Linked DNA regions of Homo sapiens: region 1 is linked to region 2. Evidence: chromatin contacts called from ENCODE Hi-C or POLR2A ChIA-PET data. All regions are on one chromosome and are shown on one strand. The core of a region is the stretch at or near the end of the contact, and the rest is flanking DNA. Distances in the headings are between cores, read along the strand shown. Region 1 overlaps ARHGAP22 (Rho GTPase activating protein 22). Region 2 has its middle 16 kb from the start of WDFY4.

Region 1 (6,858 bases), core at 3,680-6,179, 94 kb before region 2:
CCCATGCTGCTTCAATGTTACTTGATTCATTTTTCTGCCTTGTGATTGATAAAACTCATAATTTAACTATCAGTTTTCTACGTATTACTGTAAATTAACTGGGTTGCAATGAAAGCCAAAGGATTGCTCTATTATAAGTGTGAGACCTTTAAGTGCTGTAAACTAATATCCATGCTGACTTAAATTAGCAGATCCTGAGAGAAGCTCATTACTACCGGTAACACTGGAAGAAACACAAAAGTCATTTTTAGAAGGTGGAGATCCGTCTTGTAGGCAGTATAGCTCTGGGTGCAAAACAATTCGGGGGCAACCAAGACATTGTCACTTGTGATTTATTTGGTCTTGAGGTGTCATCAGGCCTCTTCTAACTTGATTTCCTTTTCCTAGGACAGTAGCAGAATTTTGCTGTCCATACATTAGTCCCCAGACATTGCTGATGCTGTCATTTCAGGGGCCTGCTCTCAGAACCCTGCAGGATGGTATAAAACAAACCTTAAAATGTATTTTGTATGATTACTTAAATCTTGTGTTTTTCTTTGACATGCAGAAAAAATGGTTTTAACTAAATATTGTTTGAAATTTGTTTAAAAACACAGCTGCTACTGCCAATTTCAAGTTAGTAAATAAATTTATATTTGACTTAAAATAACTTGCTTGAATAGAGTTTTCATTTTGATATGTTTAATGTGGGGAATTATGGTTCTAAAATAGCTGCAAAAATACAGCATCCCTTTAAAAAAGCCACAAAGTCTCACAGTTGAATCTAAATAAATGATACCCCTCTCTCTTTTTATGACTCCAATGAGTAATTCTTCACAGAAGAAGCATTTCAAGTTGTCCCCCAGGACATTTTAAAAAAGGAAATATCTGTTGTTGAATTTTTCTTCTGCAGCACTAATGGGAGTGTGAAGCTCAGTTCCTAATTAACTCAAGGTGCTCTCTAACGTGCTGCAGAAGACACTTTTCAATCATCGCTGGCTTATCCTGGGGCAGAGAGGGTCTGAGGGATGCATCAGAGCCTGTCTTTTATGCTCAGGTTTGTTTTTTTCTGAGTGTAGACAGACTGACTGAAATTTGCTGTGGCAAGATCTATGGGAGCAGCTTGGGAGGTAATCAGTTGCTTGTTCTTTTGTGGACAGAGACTTGCAGGTGGGAAGTAGGAAGGAGGGATTGAAGTCAGACTCTTCAGGGCTTCTCAGGAGGTCAGGGGCAAATTCACCAAGAGCAATGAGATCCATGAGTGACCCTATCTTCAAGGGCCCCATGGCATCAAGGTCTGTATCCATCAGCTCTCTTGCCACCAACTGTGTCTCCCCAGAGACCTTCACCTGGCCCAATAGTGGAGCCAGGGTTCCAAACGCTCTGCACGAAACGGCCATTGAGGACTGCCAGGGGTGCCCACAGTGGGACTTCTGGGAAACTGCCCTGCTCTGGCCAGACCTCCAGAGCATGCCTGCTTCTTTGGCCTCGTTTTTGACTCATCTAGGGTGGAACTTCTGAAAACTGCTAGGATTTGGCTGAATGTAGTTCTTTTTCTTCCATTCCTCTTTGCCTTATAAGGTCTCGGATGAACTTTTGACTTTTGGAGTTGAGAGGGCTCTTGGAGATCATTTCTGGCCAACTTGCTACCCAGTGGTCAGCTCTTCTCCAAGCCACTTAATCTACTAATAGTCTGGCCTCTACTTGTCCAGCACCAGGGACTGGAGCCCGCTACCACCCAGTAGACCACTCCATCAGAATGAAGTGTGGAATGGAGTGTAGAAGACAAATCGGGGAGTCTGTCCATTTGTCTTCTGGTCTTGTTCATATAAGGATTCAGAGCTTCATATACTGCCCCTTAGCAAGATTTCTTTTCTCCAGATGACTTATTCAGTTATTCCTCCTATGGACATGAGTTTGGACTCCTCTCCATCCTTGCTGCCCTGTTCTTGAAAATATAGTGCCTTGAGGGGACCGTCACTCTCCAGAAGTGACCTGGTCTGACCATGGAAAAGCTTGGTGGGGCTTCCCCTCCCTTGTTCTAATTTCTATGCATCTTAAGAAAGTCACCTAATCTCTTTGTGCCTCAGTTTCCTTATTGGGACAGTGGTGATAGTACTCATTCCTAAATTGTTTCAATCATCTACTGCTGTGTAAGAAAACTCCAAAACTTATTGCCTACAAAATAGTGATCTGTTATTTGCCATGATACCGTGGCAGGGATCAGTGGATGTTTCTTCTGCTCTATATAGCTTGGTCCAGAGTCACTGACACAGTTGCATTTGGCAGCTGAGCTGGGCTATAAGGTCCAGGAAGGAAGGCCTCACTCATTCATCTAGGCTGTGTGGTTTTTCTCTCATTCACGCTTCCTCATCATTCTGTGGTCCATTCAGACATTCTTACAGAATGGTGGCGGCTTTTCAGAGCAAAGCAGAAACATGCTTGGTTTCTTAGGGATGAGATCTAAAATTAAACTCTAAGGCCCCCACCTGACCAAATAAATACACTCTTGGCCAAGGGGAACCTAGGGAAACCTTAAAAACTGAGTTCCTGGCTGTGATAGGAGGTCAAACATGCCTTGCTACATCCTTCTTCAGTTTAGACACCACATCCGACCAGCAATAATGTTACAGTAGTGATCACACAACTGACTTTATGGCAATAAGATACCAAATTATAAATAAGACCCAAGGCCATTCCAACCAACCAACACTTAAGTCATACACCTGTACACTTAAAGAATAAACAATGTTCTAACTGCCACAGGTTTTTCTTTTTCTCTAGCAGTTAAACAGGCACTAGCCCTAAGAAACAAGTGCTAAAACAATTGTAGTTCACCGTTAGACCTTGACTAACTGACCCCCAACCCCTGGTCCACAAGTCACAACTACAGCTTTGATTGGACAAGAGATGGATGTCAGTAACTTTCTCCTGATAAAAGACCACCAACAATAGGCTGGCTCTGACCAGTTAACAAGAGGCTGCACACAGAGGGCCTTCATGTCCCTGCTTCACCTATTGCTGTATAGGGCCTGCCTGCAATGCATTTAAATGTTAAGCCTCTGCTCCAGAGTGAATATGAGTCACATTTAATATGGATGTTCAGTAGGCATGAGTCAGGACCCTCTTTGTGAATATTCATAGCTCCTCCTGTAACCCTACTTAGCTAATCTGTTCAGGACAAATTCCTGCCTTACCATCCATTCCCTCAAAGTGCCTGCCTTTCCGGGTCTACCAGAGGCTATGCTTCCCAACCTGCAGATGGCCAGCCTGCAGGTTGCAATGCTTTACGAAAAATAAGATCTCCTTTCTAAATTTATAAATTGTGTGATTTTTAAGTTAACAGAGACCAAACCTGGAAATGGCATGGCATCACTTCTGTCTTATTCTGTTTGTCAAATAGTCACAAAGACAGCTCAGATTCAAGGGGAAGGGAAATAGGCTCTGCTTGTTGGGAGAAGGGGCAGGAATAAGTGGCAGCCATCTTTGGGATTATCTACCATGTATCTTGCAGAGTTGCTGTGGGAATTAAAGCAAGTTAATACATGCAAAACACTTAGAACAGAGCCTGGTTCATCAGATATATAAAAGTTAGCTTTTATTTAGATTCAAACTGTTGATCAAACTCACGAAGTAAGGCAGAGGCGAGGTTGGAGCCATGTCGCCTGCCCCTAGACTCCACTGTTTGATTGTGTTGAATGATTTGCTAAACCTTCATAGGGTAAAGTTCCACCCAGGGGAGAAGGCCACAACTAGGGTATTTCCTACATGGTTTACCGCATGAGTTTACTCTCACCATAGTCCTATAAGATAGGTGTGGTTATTCTCAACTTACAAGGAGGAAACTGAGGCTCAGAGAGTGAAATATCTTCTCTAGTTACCAGCTAGAACCATCCTGGTTACTCAAGAGAAATCTGCCATTTTTCTCTATCACGCAAGATCCTGTAATATGACATGCTAAAATTTAGACACCAGGTATTCGTGGCAGACTTACCACCCACGAGTCTGGACTCCTAATCAAGAAAGGGAGTGAAGACCATCTGAAGGGCTGGTCTCAGGGAGCTCTGCATGTTCAGGCAATCATTGTTTTCTAGATCTGCAACTTCCTTTTTATAATTCATATTAGATGCCTTCGCATGCTTCTTGAAGGTCTTTCATTTCAGAACCCATTCTAAGAATTGTAATAGTCTTATCTCTGAGTGTTTAGGCAGCATTGACAACACTATCAACCACAGCAACTTCCATTTGTCCAATGCTTAGTGAAGCCACAGCCTCAAAGGACCACACCAAAAGTAGGAACAAGAGGGCTTCAATGATCTTCCCAAATCTATAGCTAGTAGGTGGTATAAATGGGACTTGAAGCCAGGTATTCTGGTTCCAAATATTATGGTTTTTTCCATTATAGTATGCAAGCTTTCATTCTACCTTTTTGAGCCCCACATTCTCTACCAGTACAGTGGAAATTGATTGTGCCTGGCCTTGTGGAGATGCTGTGTGAATGTTTATTGAACAAGTGTTTATTGAGCTTCTACTATGTGTCAGACATTGTTCTGGATACTGAGACACAGAGATAAACAAGATAGACAAAAACCTCACCTTGTTGGGCTTACAGTCTGATAGGGAAGGCAGTCAATAAGCTCTTTGCCAATTCTCAGGCACTTTACAAAAGCAATAAATTATTTTTCCATTGAGGATCTAATACAAATATGGGTCACACTATGCACTCATTCATTCCATTTATTTTTCTCATTTATTCATTCATTCATTCAATTATTCAAGTAAGCACCCAATATTACTGGATACCAATTATGTGTCAAGTACCGCTAGGTGATAGGAAAAGAGAAATAATAAGACAGATTGAAGCCCCACCTGAATGAGGTTTATGATATAGAATGGAGAACAGAAATTAAATTGAGGAAGTGTTATAAATAACAACAGCAATATCAAAACAGTAATGCAATAATAATAGCAGTGACATCCTCTTGGCTGGTTTGAGTAACAATTTACAGCTTATGAAGGATGCACAGTTAGGGCTTGCTAAGTCAACTTGAGCTGGGTGGAGGTTATGAGGTCCAGAAGTGAAGGGCATCTGACACAGGGGCGGTCCTGTGAGCTGTGAGCACAAGATGAGCTCCGACACCTGATGGCATCTTCATCGTACCCCCAGGTGGTGCTGAGATGAGGGCCATGGAAGATAGAGCCAGCCAAAGGTGTGAGGTTTTTGTGGGCAGACATTAATGGCACGGCAGGGGGTTGTCCTAGCAGTCTCACTGAACTTGTGTCAGCTTTCAGGCGCTATCTGAGAGTGAGTACCTGTTAGTCTTGGCCTGATGTCAGTCCTTCAGTTTCCTCATTTGAGAAATGGAGACAACCCAGGCATCTACTCCAGGTCAAGGACTCAGGGAAGGAGCGTGATATGGTTTGGCTCTGTGTCTCCATCCAAATCTCATGTTTAATTGTAATCCCCAGTGTTGGAGGTGGGGCCTGGCGGAAGGTATTTGGATCATGGGGGCGGTTTCTCTTGAGTGGTTAGCACCATCTTCTTGGTGCTGTCCTCAAAATAGAGTGAATTCTCACGAAATCTGGTGGTTTAAAAGTGTGTGTGGCACCTCCCTGCTCTCTCTTTTGCTCCTGCTCTGGCCATGTGACATGACTGCTCCCTCTTTGCCTTCCGCCATGATTCTAAGTTTCCTGAGGCATCTCCAGAAGCTGAGCAGAGGTCAGCATCATGCTTCCTGTACAGCATGCAGAACAATGAGCCAATTAAACCTCTTTAAAAAAAAATTATCCAGTCTCAGGTATTTCTTTATAGCAATGGGAGAATGGAGTAACAGAGTTCATGAAAGCAACATTTTATTTTTTGTTTTTGTTTTTGACGTGCAAGTTTGGTAAACAATGGGGTGGGAAATGAAGATTCCCTGCAGGCTGAAATATTCCTGTGACTTTCAAGTTATGGGATAGGATGGCCTCTCTTTCTTCCCCTGAGGTTTCCTCTTTCTTAAAGATTTCTGGTTTCCGACTGTCCAATATTAATGTTCCACTCCTAGAAGTGCATGTGCTTTCCCATCCATCTTGACTTTCTCCCCACCAGTCTCAAGCTTTTACTCAATCACATCAAACTTTAAATCAATCTTCTATGGCTCCTTATTGCTGAGCTTCCCTCACTTATTCTCCTGGAAAAAAAATAAAACATACAACAGAAACCTAGCCTGCTCTCAAAGTGATTTTTAAATTGCCTCTTCTAGAACATAATGTTGCATCAGCCATGGCAGGTAGGTGGGAGGGGGAAGTGTGGATTCCAAACTCCACCTGCCATGTTCCCTCCCCTGCTTCTTCCAAGGCCCCCAGCCCTTGTTCCAGCATGGTGAGGATTTTCTTGGCCTCAGCTGATATTAGAACACCAGCCCCATCTAAGTGGCCTTTCTGCTTCCAGCCTGGTCCTGGTCAGCCCCTATCTGTGCTGCTGCAGGATGACTCTCCTCTTGGGGCTCTGATGGCCAAGTATAAGCAACCCACAACCTTCACTGACCCCTATCGCAGCCCACGAAGTGAGGACCTAGATCCTGGGTGTGGCAGTGAAGCCCCTTTACAGGAGTCCTCTAGTCCCACATCTGCATTTTGTGTTCCTGCCTGTAGGATGAGCATCCTATGCCCTACGTCAGAGACTATGGGCTCCCCACTGGGTGTGGACTGCCAGACACATAGCATCCATGGACCTCCCACACATTCCTAGGTTCATTCTAAACACATCTTCCAAGAACCTCCAATATGCCAGGGCCTCTTCAGAGGCCAGCGTGGGGCTCAGTGGCCCTTTCTAGAAGAGGGAGCCCCTGGCCTGGCCTCCCCATTCTCCTCCTGGTCATCCAAAGAACCTCTAGC
Region 2 (7,297 bases), core at 2,031-4,530:
CAGAAGAACCCCCCAGCCAAGCCCTGCCTGCTTCCTGTCCCACAGAATTGTGAGAAATAATAAGTAGTTGTTATTTCAAACCACCATATTTTGTTATGTAGCAGCAGATATCTGAAACACTCCTCAATAAAGCTTGGGAAAACTTGACTGTTAAATGTTTGATTGAGCACCTACTATTTCTTAGGTCTGTACTAGGGGCTATGGCTATGGAGATAAACAAGAAAAATTCCCTGACTCAAGAGCTCACTAATCAAAATGGCAAGGAGGAAATTATAACAGAGCAATTTGCAGAATGGATGAGCAATAGGAAAAGTGTAGGGGACTGTAGAGGACTAGGAGGGAGGGAGAATCCTATCCCACAAAGGCAGGATCAAGGACTGAAATCTCCCCCAGTGCCACCACCCAGCAACAACTACTGGGGGCAGTTTTTTTTTTTTTTTCAGTTGCAAGATTTAATAGAGTGAAATAGAGTGAAAACAGAGCTCCCATACAAAGGGAAGGGACCCAAAGGCGGTTGCCGTTGCTGGCTCGAATGCCTGGGTTTATATTGCAATCCTTGTCCCTCCCACTGTGCTCTCAGGCAATAGATGATTGGCTATTTCTTTACCTCCTGTTTTTGCCTAATTAGCATTTTAGTGAGCTCTCTGATTGGTTGGGTGTGAGCTAAGTTGCAAGCCCCGTGTTTAAAGGTGGATGCGGTCACCTTCCCAGCTAGGTTTAGGGATTCTTAATCGGCCTAGGAAATCCAGCTAGTCCTGTCTCTCAGTCCCCTCTCTCAACAGGAAAACCCAAGTGCTGTTGGTGAGGTTGGCTGATGACCACTCTAACTGCTTCCTGCTGAACTGGGGCATAGTAGGGGTTGTGCAGTTGAGATTTCCTCAGGAGGAGTGACTTCGATGTCATTAACACCAGAGCATGGGCTAGCAGGCCAGTCTAGGGGTCCGCGGGAGATCTTAGACATGGACTGCATCTGGGGTTCCATTTGAAGAACGATTTGTAGTTTTACAGTTTTAATTCTGGAAGACACAAACTTAACAAGGCGGTTAAAGATACAGGGATTGAAATGTATGGCCTGCAGTGCAGGGGATTACTTCTTTGGCACACTTCACAGGCCCTGACTATCTGCTTGATAGTTTTGAAAAGGCCTGGTTCAGTAAATAATAATTTGGCCATCTGATGGGTGCTATCGATGCCTAAGTGGAAGGTTTGGTGAAGGCTTTTAAGTAATTTTATTGGTTAGCTCCAGGCAAAAGTATTTTTCCTTCTTCAGTGGCTAGCCATCTGGAGGGGAGGAAAGTATGTCCTTGTGAGGTTCCTTATTCTATTTTTCCTGCTGAATACTGGGGCTTGGTTTCCCGGAGGGGATTACCCTGTACTAGGGGCCCTTCCATAAGCATTTCTAATGGAGGGTCCTGCCTTGCGGCTCTTTTGACTTTAAGATCCGCTTGGCGGTTCCTTTCTATTTCCCTTTCCTTTCCTTTCTGGTGACCCCAACAGTGTAAGACTGCCACCTCTTTAGGTTTCTGTATAGCCAATAGTAATCTCCTAATGGCTTCCTGATGTTCTATAGGTGTTCCCTCGGAAATTAGGAATTCCCTTTCTCTCCATATTGCTGCATGGGCATGGAGGACTAGGTAAGCAGACTTAGAGTCTGTATATATATTTACCCTTTTCCCTTCTCCTAATTCTAGTGCCCGAGTGAGGGTTATTAGTTCTGCCAGCTGAGCACTAGTTCCTGGAGTGAGGGGATTACTTTCAAGTATTCCTTTATTACTGACCACTGCAACCCCTGCTTTTCAAAGTCCTTTTTCTACAAAGGGACTTCCACCAGTATACAAGTTGAGGTTGGGATCAGTCAAGGGAACCTCTAAAAGGTCCCCTCAAGTGGCATAGGTTTGAGCGATTACTTGTTGACAGTTATGTTCTATCTTTTCTTCATTGTCTGGGACATATGTGGCTGGATTAAGAGTTGCACAAGTGCGCAGTTGCAGCACTGGCCCTTCAAGTAATAGAGCCTGATATTTAAGTAAATGGTTAGCTGACAGCCACAAGTCTCCTTTAGCAGTGAGTATGCTGTTCATTTCATGAGATTTCCACACAGTAAGATCTCTTCCCTGTATTATTTTAACTGCTTCAGATACTAAGACTGGGCAGTTTGTAGCATTTCTCTCCAGCGTTTTGTCAGTGGATTGATTTGCCATGGATGCAGTGACAAAGCTGGTTATAAATAATGTTGAAGACTCACTATGTGCTGGGTGCTGGGAGCCATTCCACTGCTTCCCTTGAAACCACTCAGAAAGAAGGCTACTGCTGTAGTACCCATTGGATAGATGAGGAAGCCGAGGCTTACAGAACTGAAGGTCAGGCAGCCAGTAAGGCACAGAGGCAGGACTCCCACCCAGGCACTTCAACCCCAGAGCCGGTGCCTGCAGCCAGACTGCTCACCTGCTTTCTAACTTAACATTATAAATTAAGCATATCCTTACGGTATTAAAAATGATGTCTGAAACAGCATATTACTCACTGTATACCATGTTACTTTAAAGTCTAAGATTGAACACTTCAGATTATTTCCAATATGCAGAGAGCACTTTTCCACATGAGGAGTTACTTTTGTGTTTATTTATGGGCCCATATTCTTCTATCATTTAAAAAATGGTTTGAAGGCCGGGTGTGGTGGCTCACTCATGTAATCCCAGCACTTTGGGAGACCGAGGCGGGCAGATGGCCAGGTCAGGAGATCAAGACCGTCCTGGCTAACACCGTGAAACCCCGTCTCTACTAAAAATACAAAAAATTAACCAGGCGGGGAGGTGGGTACCTGTAGTCCCAGCTACTTGGGAGGCTGAGGCAGGAGAATGGCATGAACCCTGGAGGCAGAGCTTGCAGTAAGCCGAGATCGCGCCCTGCACTCCAGCCTGGGCGACAGAGCAAGACTCCGCCTCAAAAAAAAAAAAAAAAAAAGGTTTGAAGCAAATGTATAAGAAGCCTTCTCAATGTTGGATCATTTTCTTAGGATAAATTCACAGAAGGGTAAATAACAAATATTTTAATTTTGGGGTTTTTCACAAGAAATTTCTGGAAGCAAAAGGCAATTGATCTTGGTGGGTGACAAAGTTACGCCCATCAATATTTACAGCAATTATCCCCACATTTCACAGTTTCTCCGGAAGCACAGAGAGGCACTTCTGCAGAGGACCCAGCCAGTTATAATGAAACTGCCCGTGAATTTCTTCTCAAAACTTGAAGTGAATCTGCGGCTAAGGTTTGAGAATTCAAATGTGCCCCCTGGGCTGGTCCTTCAGCAGACGAGGGCAAAAAGCAGAAGTGGCTTCACCTCCCTGCCCTTCCCCATACCTCAGAATTGGGCTAGCTTTTGGTAGGCCCTGCTGCGGGTGGGTGGCATGGGTCATTTGAGCCACACGTCTTCTTGGTATTTGGTGGTGGGGATGGGGACTCCTCCTTAAGAAGCAAATATTGCCACTGTTTTGCCTTCCCTGGGCCTGATGTCATCCCAAATGTCGCAACTGCTCATGAGGGCAGGCAGGGAGGGTCCTACAACCCCTATTTATAGATGCAGAGGCTCTGGAAATAACCTGCCCTACCAGCTGCTTCTCACCCTGCTTCTCTGGTGATGAGTCCTTCTTATGTTACCAATGAGTCTGAAAACCCCTGGGACCCTATTGGCCCCAGAGCCAGGGAGGAAGAAGCATTCCTCTTCATTTCCTCCTACTCTCTTATGTGAGGTAGTGGTAAGATCAGACAAACCTCTGATATAGTGGTGTGCTGGTAAATGCTTAACCCACCCCTAAAAAAAAGAATATAAATATATATATATATATACATATTTATGATTGTTATAAATTTTACTGCTATAAAGGATGTGTAATGAACACTTTACAAATAATAATAATAAAACAGGCAATACTCTATGTTGTAAATTCCTTATAGTTGATTGATTCTAACAGAATGCTTTCACTGATTTTTGCCAAACATTGGTATCCCTAGCCAATCTATGGTCTCAATTTAACCATTATTTGACAAATGGAGTTGCATTCCAATCCACAGCACTTTATCTAATACATTTATAGTCATGAAATCTGATGTGTAATCTGCTGCTAAGTGATGTCTCCTTCCCATACAAACTATATTGATTATCCTGCAGCCACTTTCAGATTCAGCACTAGCTTATATTGGAACTTCACTCATTTGTCAACGGGTGTGAGTGACTTTGTTTACTTGGATAATAGTTTTCAAATATGGGAAAAATATTATCTCAATCTTTGCACTATTCACAATGCAAGGGCTATAGACATAGCACAATTTAAGTTTAATCTACATTATTAACCTCCCTTTTCTGAAGTCTAACGAACAAAACAATAAACCAAGCCCTTGTTTGTAGGGTTTTCCAATTTCCATGGTGTAAATTCTCCCTCTGTGGACAATTGGAAGCTACCAACATGACATCCCTACATGCAGAGTTGGGAAGGAACATGCAGTAGCCACCAGGATAGAGGGTTTCCACCACTCAGAACTACAGGCGTGCCTCGCCTATTTAGGTAACAGCAAAATGTAATAGAGTGGTGCATTTTGAGTATTAATTACCTTTGTATAATAACATAAGTTATTAAATTATATGTTTATATAATTTAATTTTAGTTTTAATGGCACAGAAGTATCTTTCTTCTTTCTGGATCAACCACATAGAATTTCAATTCTACTGTGAATATTATCTTTGAAATCACAATATTGTCAATGCTATATATTTGCTTTCTAGTTTTTAGAGTTGACCTATAAACAAAGCAAGTAAGACACTTTTAGTTAGCTAATACAAATATTTTAAACCATGATGATATAAAAATAATAATATAGAAAACAAAAGATGGGGAGGAGCAAGGGAGGAAGAATAACTACATCAGTACAGATTGAATGTCCTTTATCCAAAACGCTTGGGTTTGTAACACAAAGGATAAATGCTTGAGGGGATGGGTACCCCATTCTCCATGATGTGATTATTTCACATTGCATTCCTGTATCAAAACATCTCGTGTACCCCATAAGTATATATACCTACTATGTACACCCAAAAATTAAAAACAAAGAAAATTAAACAAAACAAAATGCTTGGAACGAGAAATGTTTTGGATTTTTGATTGTTTTAGATTTGGGGATATTTGCACCATGCTTACTGGTTGAGCATCCCTAATCTGAGAATCTGAAATCTGACACAGCCCAATGAGCTTTTCATGTGAATATTATCTCAGGGCTCAAAAAGTTTCAGATTTTGGAGCATTTCAGATTTTCATTTTGGATTAGGGATACTCAACCTCTATTCTTGTCTTTCATAGTTGTGAATGCCATCTTAATTTGATACATAAAAAAGTGAATATACTATTTAAGGTCATGAAGGAAATTATTGAAAGGTATGTAAAATATAATGAACAGAGTTGAAAAGGCAACATTTAGAAGGATAAAATAAAAATATAATTACAAATCAGGAGTAGAAGAGAGTAAGAAGGAGATAGTGTAAGCACTCTAATTTTCTTATTTTTTATGTCTGAAGGCCCAAAGATATTGTCAAAAATTCATAAATCCTAAAGAAGTTTATTAGTTGAAGTTATAATGAAGATCAGAATATCTAAAAACAACTACTCTTGGTGATTATTTGGGCAAATGGAAAATGGTCAGGGGCAAAAGGGAAACTTCTTTTTATGTTCTTATAAACTGACTTTTGTTTTCCAGGTGCAAGTATTATTTTATAAGTAAAAAGAAACCAATATCTACTATTAAAAATGCAACTTCTGCTTCCTCCAGCCTGGACCTTATTTACTTTGCAGTAATCCCTTTTACAGTATATTTTGATTTCCACTATATGTAGAAACATCCCAGAAGGCCTGAAGTCACACTTAATTCCTGTGTCCAGTTCTCATGGCCCTTCACCTTCCCCTCCACCAGCGGGGGGTGGGGGTGGGGTGGGGGGGTTGGGGGGGGAGCAGAATTCTCCTGTTACACTGGAGAGCTGCCACATTTTGTGCCTGTCTACATCACAGTAATTCACAAAGTGCTAAACATTGCACTTTGCCATATGGTACATTCTTATTTTTCAATTCTCATTACCTCACATGTATAAACAAACAAACAAACAAAAAAGGCTTCAGGAAGTTCAGTGCCCTGCTCAGAGTCCTGCAGTTTAGTGGCTTACACTGGCAGGTTCCTTCTCTCCTGCAGCAGAGAATCAAGACAGAGAATCCAATATCCCCAGTGTATCCTCCCCCAGAAAATGTGGTGTTCCCCCGACAAAAAGAAGTCAATGTCTAATGTTCCCATCTTGTCTCATAATCCCTTTCAAAAAGGAGGAATTGCTGTCTGAGAGGGTATTTTGTTCCCCAGTGACTGAGGGCAGGGCAGGGGCAGGGAAGGCTTCCCCTCTCTTCTGGCCCTAGAGGCCCTGTAAATGCACTGTGCAGTCACTGACGTGCCCTCAGGCAGGGCCCTGGCGGGAAGGGGGCTGTTCCAGGTCTACCAGCTTCACACCCTTATTCTATTGAATTCTCATGAAAACAAAATCTGTGAAACAGCTGTGATCTTCATTTTCTGATGAGGGAACAGAGCCTCCGTGCCCCCGAGATCACTGGTATGACTCCAAAGATTTTCCCTCTTGCCCCCGCTCCAGCAACGGGTGGCGGGACCAGGACCTGTCCCTTCCGCCTGGGAACGGTGCCCTGGGGCAGGGTCCCCAAGGCTCCTCTCCACCGTGGAGGCTGAGGCCAAGCCCACGGCACAGGGCACAGGCTCTGGCGGGGCGTGTTCGAGGTTGGGCGTCAGCGGAGGCCGCAGGGGCTCGGGCGAGGCAGCCACTGGAGCGCGGAGCCGGCCCCACCTGCAGGGCCCGGGCTTCCCCTCTGACAAAAGCTGCTGTCGGGAGGGGCTGTAAAGCAGCAGAGAAGACCAGGCGAGGGATCTGCACCAGAGGAAGGGAGGCAGGCCTTTCCTGTATTTATCTCTGCAGGAGCCGGGAGGGAAGCTCCTCCACGGAAAAGTGTCAAACCTTGCCCAAGCTCGCAGGTCCACGAGCGAAGCCCCCACCCCCTCTTCCCGCGCTGCTCCCAGGGGGCTGCCAACCTCGACCTCACGCAGCACTCTGTCCCCACCAGCCCCAGCCTCCCAGGCCCAGAGAGCGTGGCCCATAGTCCCCTTGGCGTCTTCTCACTCAGCGTGCCCCCTCCTGTGTGTCCCTGGGCAGTCTCTCAATGACCCGCTGTAAGGGGCCCTCTTAGGGGCAGGAGCGTCTGGCTCC

Evidence for each region. Hi-C counts contacts between places; a loop is a spot of excess contacts on that map. ChIA-PET counts read pairs that join two places held with the same protein, here RNA polymerase II (POLR2A). Pooled maps may share reads with other maps.
Region 1: a map of OCI-LY7 shows a loop between it and region 2 (3-fold over the local background). The contact joins two enhancer-like sites. A Hi-C loop is called at or near these places in 5 of 168 maps with a recorded cell type or tissue (A673, B cell, GM11168 and 2 more), 1 of 37 single-sample maps with no recorded cell type and 3 of 50 pooled maps. POLR2A ChIA-PET finds 5 or more read pairs at or near these places in 5 of 52 experiments (AG04450, B cell, GM12878 and 2 more).

Annotation. Positions count from the first base shown.
Region 1 is chr10:48,569,507-48,576,364 of GRCh38, forward strand. The region is part of intron 2 of ARHGAP22 (Rho GTPase activating protein 22); the gene reads right to left. Among named protein-coding and RNA genes, the nearest start is that of ARHGAP22, 32 kb to the right of the region's middle. RefSeq lists an enhancer at 5,022-5,523. Within about 2 kb of position 4,930, at least 3 of the 41 ENCODE cell types and tissues checked have a DNase peak (open chromatin) inside an H3K27ac peak, as active enhancers do; they include B cell and OCI-LY7, where a contact is called at or near this core.
Region 2 is chr10:48,664,856-48,672,152 of GRCh38, forward strand. No RefSeq gene overlaps it. Among named protein-coding and RNA genes, the nearest start is that of WDFY4, 16 kb to the right of the region's middle. RefSeq lists a silencer at 3,345-3,394 and an enhancer at 3,595-3,714. Within about 2 kb of position 3,281, at least 5 of the 41 ENCODE cell types and tissues checked have a DNase peak (open chromatin) inside an H3K27ac peak, as active enhancers do; they include B cell and OCI-LY7, where a contact is called at or near this core.